3 separate regions of the Homo sapiens genome follow, and all the other regions are linked to region 2. A link is an interaction called in ENCODE POLR2A ChIA-PET data of the cell type or tissue named here. Cell type or tissue: PC-9. All regions are shown on one strand. Region 1 has its middle 4.8 kb from the start of CAPN12. Region 2 overlaps RYR1 (ryanodine receptor 1). Region 3 overlaps AKT2 (AKT serine/threonine kinase 2).

What was found. ChIA-PET counts read pairs that join two places held together with the same protein. Peaks named below come from ENCODE experiments on the same cell type or tissue, not always from the same donor. Only the 100,000 strongest peaks of a DNase experiment are listed, where the experiment ranks them.
Region 1: POLR2A ChIA-PET joins it to region 2 with 6 read pairs; 2 of 35 experiments call an interaction of 5 or more read pairs at or near these places.
Region 3: POLR2A ChIA-PET joins it to region 2 with 8 read pairs; 1 of 35 experiments calls an interaction of 5 or more read pairs at or near these places.

Annotation. Positions count from the first base shown.
Region 1 is chr19:38,748,051-38,750,550 of GRCh38, reverse strand. No RefSeq gene overlaps it. Among named protein-coding and RNA genes, the nearest start is that of CAPN12, 4.8 kb to the right of the region's middle. In PC-9, no CTCF peak of the experiment used is centred here; no DNase peak of the experiment used is centred here.
Region 2 is chr19:38,578,250-38,580,749 of GRCh38, reverse strand. RYR1 (ryanodine receptor 1) reads right to left here. Exons shown (of 106, transcript NM_000540.3): 100 at 622-768; 101 at 246-380. Among named protein-coding and RNA genes, the nearest start is that of MAP4K1-AS1, 17 kb to the left of the region's middle. RefSeq lists an enhancer at 698-1,199. In PC-9, no CTCF peak of the experiment used is centred here; a DNase peak (open chromatin) is centred at 1,249.
Region 3 is chr19:40,256,029-40,258,528 of GRCh38, reverse strand. It overlaps AKT2 (AKT serine/threonine kinase 2), which reads left to right. Exons shown (of 14, transcript NM_001626.6): 3 at 1,475-1,603. Among named protein-coding and RNA genes, the nearest start is that of MIR641, 25 kb to the left of the region's middle. RefSeq lists an enhancer at 1,527-2,269. In PC-9, no CTCF peak of the experiment used is centred here; a DNase peak (open chromatin) is centred at 1,288; H3K27ac peaks cover 1,856 bases.

The sequences.
Region 1 (2,500 bases), 170 kb before region 2:
GGGTTGGGGTACTTGCCCCTCCCCCAGAAAAGCGGGACTTGCCACTAACGGTGAAGGAGAAGGGGTTGAGGGGTTCTTCTTTTGTGGTGGAATGTCATCAGTTAAGGCAGGAACCGGCCATCTAGATGTGTATGTGCAAGTCACAAAAGATAATGATAGCTTAGCTTAAGCTCAAAGGCCTGACATTTACTACGATGAATCTAGATATGGCTCTCTTTGTATTTATACTTCTTGGAGTTTGTGTAAATTAACGTTTACACCAAGTTTGAAAAGTTTCCAGCCATTAATGCTTCAAAAATTTTTCTCCTTCCTCTCCTTTCCCCAGAGTCCTATTATACATATGTTTGTTTGCTTGATGTTATTCAGCTGGTCTCAGAGGCGCTTTTCTTTTTTCTTTTTTTTGAGATGGAGTCTCGCTCTGTTGCCCAGTCTGGAGTGCAGTGGCGCAATCTTGGCTCACTGCAAGCTCCGCCTCCTGGGTTCACACCATTCTCCTGCCTCAGTCTCCCCAGCAGCTGGGACTACAGGCACACGCCACCATGCCCAGCTAATTTTTGTATTTTTAGTAGAGATGGGGTTTCACTGTGTTAGCCAGGATTGTCTGGATCTCCTGACCTTGTGATCCGCCCACCTCAGCCTGCCAAAGTGCTGGGATTACAGGCGTGAGCCACCTCACCCAGCCTTTTTATTTTTGAGACAGAGTCTTGTTCTGTTGCCCAGGCTGGAGTGTAGTGGTGCGATCTCGGCTCACTGCAACCTCTGCCTCCTAAGTTCAAGTGATTCTCCTGTATCAGCCTCCCAAGTAGCTGGGACTACAGGTGCCTGCCACCATGCCCGGCTAATTTTTGTATTTTTAGTAGAAACGGGGTTTCACCATGTTAGCCAGGCTGGTCTCGAACTCCTGACCTCAGGTGATCTGCCCGCTTCGGCTTCCCAAAGTGCTGGGATTACAGACGTGAGCCACCGTGCTCGGCCTTTTATTTTTTAAATTGAGTCTTTGCAAATGTTTGATATATGCTTGAAAATCATGAGTGTATATAGATGTAATGAGTGTGCATATATATTAAATTCACTGTATTCTATTATTCAAAATATCACATTTTAAAAGACTTGATATTTGAAGAATAATGGTGGTTTCAAATTACCCATGACCACTACTGTGTTTCTGTGTATTTTTCCTTTTGTTTCTAATAGTGTAATAAATGATCACTTTTTTTTTTTTTTGAGATGGAGTCTCACACTGTCACCCAGGCTGGAGTGCAGTGTCTCACTGCAACCTCTGCCTCCCAGGTTCAAGTGATTCTCCTGCCTCAGCCTCGTGAGTAGCTGGGATTACAGGCACACACCACACCTGGCTTTTTGTATTTTTAGTGGAGCCAGGTTTCACCATGTTGGCCAGGCTAGTTTTGAACTCCTGACCTTGAGTAATCCGTCTGCCTGGGCCTCCCAAACTGCTGAGATTACAGGCGTGAGCCATCGCTCCCAGCCTTTTTTTTTTTTTTTTTAGACAGAGTCTTGTCCTGTCACCCAGGCTGGAGTGCACTGGCACAATCTGGGCTCACTGCAACCTCCACCTCCTGGGTTCAAGTGATTCTTGAGCCTTAGCCTCCCGAGTAGCTGAGATTACAGGCATGCACCACTATGCCCAGCTAATTTTTGTATTTTTAATAGAGACGGGGTTTCACCATGTCGGCCAGGCTGGTCTCAAACTGCCGACCTCAAGTGATCCACCTGCCTCAGCCTTCCAAAGTGCTGGGATTGCAGGCATGAGCCACTGCACCCATCCAATCACTTTTCATTCTGGATCATACACTTTATCAATAGAAAATAACTCCTTTTGTCCAAAGTAATGCTATCTGCTTTAAATCCGGTTTTCTCTAATATCAGATTTGCCCTGATTTTTGTGTATCTGCTTTTGACTGATAGCTATTTCTAATCCTTTTATTTTAAAACTTGGTGGTGTTATCTTTGGAAAGTGTTTTGAAAGCTAAACAGTTGAATTTTGTTTGTTGATGTTCCCAAGTACGTTTCACACATTTGCATAATGTTGTTATAACTGATATGCTTGGTTTTATTTAGGTCATTGTGTGATGCTTTTTGCTTTTATTTTCTATGATTCGCTGCATTTTCCTTTGCTTTTCGACCATTGCCAAATAGATTACATTTTCTTTTCCTTTCATTTTAAGCTACTTCAGTGGTTTGAAAGTTGTACATCTGGCCAGGTGCAGTGGGTCAGGCCTATAATCCTAGCACTTTGGGAAGCTGACATGGGAAGTTTGCTTGAGCTCAGGGATTCAAGACCAGCCCTGGCAACAAAGTGAGACTCCATTCCACCAAAAAGTCTAAAAATTTGCTGGGTATGGTGGCACAAGCCTGTGGTCCCAGCTACTCAGGAAGCTGAGGCAGGAGGATTGCTTGAGCCCGGGAGGTCAAGGCTGCAGTGAGCCAAGATTGTGCCACTGCACTCCAGCCTGGGCAACAGAGTCAGACCCTGTCTCAG
Region 2 (2,500 bases):
TTAGCCTCCAGGCACACAACACAACACCCAGCTAACGTTTAAATTTTTTTTTATAGAGACAGGATTTTTGCTTTGTTGCCCAGGCTGGTTTCCAACTCCTGGACTCAAGTAATCGTCCCGCCTCGGCCTCCCGACGCACTGGGATTGCAGGCTGGAGGCACCACGCCCGGCCTGGAGGTACCATTATTAACTCCTTCAACAGATGCGAGAAGGAAGGGTCCCAGAGTGCTAGGGGAGGGGCTCACCGTCATCATGTCATCACACTTCATGTCAGGTTCATCCTCATCCTCGCTCTTGTTGTAGAACTTGCGGAAGAAGTTGAAGGCCACCACGGTGTACAGGTAGACGACCACCGCCAGAAGGCCCACGGTCATCACCAGCTGGGGGCAGGATGGGGCCAGGTCAGCTCCGCCCTGGGCTTGCCCTCCCCCCACCCTGCCCATGCTGGGTCCTGGCCCCGGTTCAGTCCCTGTGGCTCTACCTTGCTGCCCCACACACCCCCGGCTCAGCGCACCTGGCCTTGCCCCTCCTCAGCCCAGCTGCCCGGCCCTTATCCCTTCACCACCCACTGCCACGCTGGTCCCTGCTGGCCCACGCCCCACAGCCAGGTCCTCCCCACACCTGTTTCCCATTGTGGGTGACAGAGGACAGGATGGTGCGCAGCGTCTTGACCCCCATGGCGATGTCCAGGAGATGGGCAGCAAAGAAGAAGTTGTTGTAGTGTCCCAAGAGGGACATCACCATATACCAGCCCAGGTACAGGAAGGACTGTGGGCACACAGGGCCAGGGGTCAGGGGGAAGGCAGGGACACACGAGGAGCACTCTGGAGGGTAGGGGCCACTCGAGAGTCAGCTGTGCCCTGGGGGTCGGGTGCCAGCTCTGTTTGGGGAGTACATGGAGGATCAGGGCATTCCGGGTGAGAAGGCATCCTGCGGGGAGATGAGAGCCCCCTCCAGAAGGAAATAATCTGGCAATCTAAGGGCACACTGAGGGAGCCAAAGGATGTTCTGGGCCGGGTGTGGTGGCTCATGCCTGTATCCCCAGTGCTTTGGGGGGCTGAGGCAGGAGCATCACTTGAGGTCAGGAGTTGAAGACCAGTCTGGGCAACATAGCGAGACTCCATCATCTCTTCCTCTGTCTTTTTTTTTTTTTTTTTTTGAGATGGAGTTTCACACTTGTCACCCAGGCTGGAATGCTATGGCGCAATCTCAGCTCACTGCAACCTCCGCCTCTCAGGTTCAAGTGAAGGAGGCTAAGCCTGCCAAGTAGCTGAGACCACAGGTGTGGGTAACCACACCCAGCTAATTTTTTTTTTTTTTTTTTTGAGATGGAGTCTTAGTCTGTTGCCCAGGCTGGAGTGCAGTGTTGCAATCTCAGCTCACTGCAACCTCCGCCTCCCGGGTTCAAGCGATTCTCCTGCCTTAGCCTCCAAAGTAGCTGGGACCACAGGCGTGGGTCACCACACCCAGCTAATTTTTGTATTTTTAGTAGAGATGGGTTTCACCATGATGGCCAGGCTGGTCTCTAACTCCTGGCCTCAAGTGATCCACCCACCTCGGCCTCCCAACCCAAAGTGCTGGGATTACAGGCCTGAGCCACCGCACCTGGCCACTCTCTGTTTTTTGTTAGAGACAGGGTCTCGCTCTGTTATCCACGCTGGAGTGCAGTGGTGCACATGCAGCTCACTGAAACCTCTGCCTCCTGGGCTCAAGCCATCCTCCCACCGCAGCTTGTTGAGTGGCTGGGACTACAGGTGTGCACCACCACGCCTGGCTAATTTTTGTATTGTTTGTAGAGACAGGGTTTCACCGTCTCTACAAAAGTTGCCCAAGCTGGTCTTAAACGTTTGAGCTCAAGCAAACCTCTGCCTCCGCCTCCCAAAGTGCTGGGATTATAGGCCTGAGCCACTGTGCCTGTCTGCCTGGCTAATTTTTTGTGTTTTTGTTGTTGTTGTTGTTGAGATGGATTCTCATTCTGTCGCCCAGGCTGGAGTGCAGTGGTGCGATCTTGGCTCACTGCAGCCTCCACCTCCTGGATTCAAGCCATTCTCCTGCCTCAGCCTCCTGAGTAGCTGGGATTACAGGCACCTGCTGCCATGCCCAGTGCCAGGTTTGTCTTGAACTCCTGACCTCAAGTGATCTGCCTGCCTCGGCCTCCCAAAGTGCTGGGACTACAGGCGTAAGCCAGCACGCCCAGCCCCAGCTAATTTTTAAATTTTCTGTAGAGAGAGGATCTCACTATATTGCCCAGGCTGGTCTCAAACTCTGGGCTCCAGTGATCCACCAGCCTTGGCTTCTCAAAGTGTTGGGAGTACAGGCGTGAGCCACCACACCCAATCCCAGCTATTTAAAAAAAAATAGTAATAATAATACTAATAAGATGTCTAGGGGGATAAGGAGCCTTGTGTGGATAAGAAGATACCCTAGGGTCACAGCCACTCAGGGTCCCAGGAGTCATTCTTTGGTCAGGAACACCCGACGTTGGGAACCCTCCTAACGC
Region 3 (2,500 bases), 1.7 Mb before region 2:
ACTCCTGGCTAATTAAAAAACATTTTTTGTGGAGACCAGATCTCACTATGTTGCCCAGGCTCGTCTCAAACTCCAGACTTAAGCCTGCCTCAGCCTCCCAAAGTGCTAGGATTTTACAGGTGGGAGCCACTGTGCTGGTGTTTAATAGCCATGTTGAGGTAAAACTGATGTACTACATGATTCATCCATTTAAAGCATACAGTTCAGTTGGTTTTAGTATGTTCAGAGTTGTGCATCCATCACCATACTCAGGTTTTTTTTTTTGTTTTTTTTTTTTTTTTTTCGAGACGGAGTTTCGCTCTTGTTGCCCAGGCTGGAGTGCAATGGTGTGATCTCGGCTCACGGCAACCTCTGCCTCCCAGGTTCAAGGAGTCTCCTGCCTCAGCCTCCCAAGTAGTGGGATTATAGGCATGCACCACCATGCCTGGCTAATTTTGTATTTTTAGTAGAGATGGGGTTTCTCCATGTTGGTCAGGCTGGTCTCCAACTCCCGACCTCAGGTGATCCGCTCGCCTCGGCCTCCCAAAGTGCCGGGATTACAGGTGTGCGCCACCGTGCCGGGCCCTACTTTTCATCTCTGTAGATTTGCCTGTTCTGGGCATTTTATATAAATGGAGTCATAATGATACGTGGTCCTTTGTGACTGGCTTCTTTCACTTAGCATAAGTTACGGTCCCTCCACATGGCAGCATGTCTCAGTACTTCGTTTCTTTTTATGACTGAATAGTTTTCCGTTGTATGAATCTGCTACATTTTGTTTATCCATTCGTTGTTGATGGACATTAGGGTCGTTTCCACTCGATGGCTGTTATGAATAATGCTGTTGAGGACATTTGTGTGTAAGTTTTTGTGTGGATGTGTTTCACCATCTCCTTTTAATCCTTAGCAGCTCTCTGATGAGTGGGTTCGTGTGTGTGTGTGTGTGTGTGTGTGTGTGTGTGTTTGTGTGCATAGGGTGCTTGGATATTCATGGTGAAGAACAGTTGGAAAGAGTCAAGGGGCGCTGGGAGGGTGTGGCAGCAGTGCCACCCTGCCTGGCACAGAAGTGTTTTGGCATTGGAGCTACCTGCACAGCTGTATTGGTGAATCCCAGCCCATGGGATTTGGCCTTACAGGGCCACAGGGCATGTGTGTTTGGAAGCCTGGGCCTCCCCTGGGACTAGGCCAGGAGCTGGCACAGACAGCTTGCTCCTTGCCACACGCTGAGGCAACTGGTGCCCCAGGGCACTGCTGCTGGCACCTTCCTGCCAGGCATGACCTGTGGATCACCCGGGCTCAGCCCAGTGCCCCAGCCTGCGTCAGCAGGGGCCACCTGGAGGGCTCCTCTGGGAGAGGCATTCTCGTGTGTCCCCCGCACCTCCCCGCCCCGTGGTACCCCTTGTGAGTCACCGTCACACTGGGCCTCCTGCCGCCTACCTGGGACATCACTCAACCTTGTCCTAACCTCTCTCCCTCCCTTCCTGCCTCATTTCAGGTGAATACATCAAGACCTGGAGGCCACGGTACTTCCTGCTGAAGAGCGACGGCTCCTTCATTGGGTACAAGGAGAGGCCCGAGGCCCCTGATCAGACTCTACCCCCCTTAAACAACTTCTCCGTAGCAGGTGTGTCTTGGGATGAGTGGGTCAGTGTTCTGGTGCTCACAGGATGGCTGGCACGTCTTAGGGGCTTGTGGGACTTGGTCATTGAGCCATGGGCCTGTCCTGGGCCTGCTTGCCCTTGGATCTGTTTTCACCCTTCCCCTGCTCTCCCTCCTTGTTAGCTGGCCAGGCGGGGCTGTCCTGCGGGGAGATGCAGAGTGGGAGGGAGGGAGAAGCCAGGGCATTTGCCCACACCCAGCCCCATGCATCGCCTCCTTGTGGTTCCAGCTTCTGTCAGCCAGGCCTTGGAGTCCCCAACTGGTGGCAGGTGCCTCCCATCCTGTGCTTTGGTAACAGCCTCCATCCTCTGTCCCTCGGACGTAGAGGGGTCACAGCTTCCCACTCAGCTGGTCACAGGGCTGGCCTCGCGTCCTCTGTCCCTCTGTAATACCCAAAGGGATGTCTTCCAGCCAGACCCTGGCAGTGAAGTTTCACAAGCCCCAAGCTCTTGACTGAGCCTTGGAGAATATGGTCCTGTCCACATCGCTGCCCCTTTCTGCCGCCTTCCTTCCTTGCTGACCTGATGGGTCACCATGTCCTGTTGTTCTGCCTGCTAAGAACATTACAGAGGCACCCCCATCTCCACTGCCAGTGCCTTAGCTCAGACCACTATCCTCTCCTGCCATGCTGTGGAACCCAGTCCCCGTCCCACGCTGCTCTGCATGAAGCCTTTTCCTGATTGCTCTCCACATGTGCTGGTGACCCTGACACATCTGTTCCCAACCTCAGTGTCTCACTAGAACTCCCAGCCTGTCCCAGGCTGCTCCTTGGACACATCTCCCCAAGTGTCTTCAAGGTCCTCATAAGTGCCACATCCCAACCTGACCTTCAGGCCTCTCCCAGCTCTATTCCTGTCTCTGT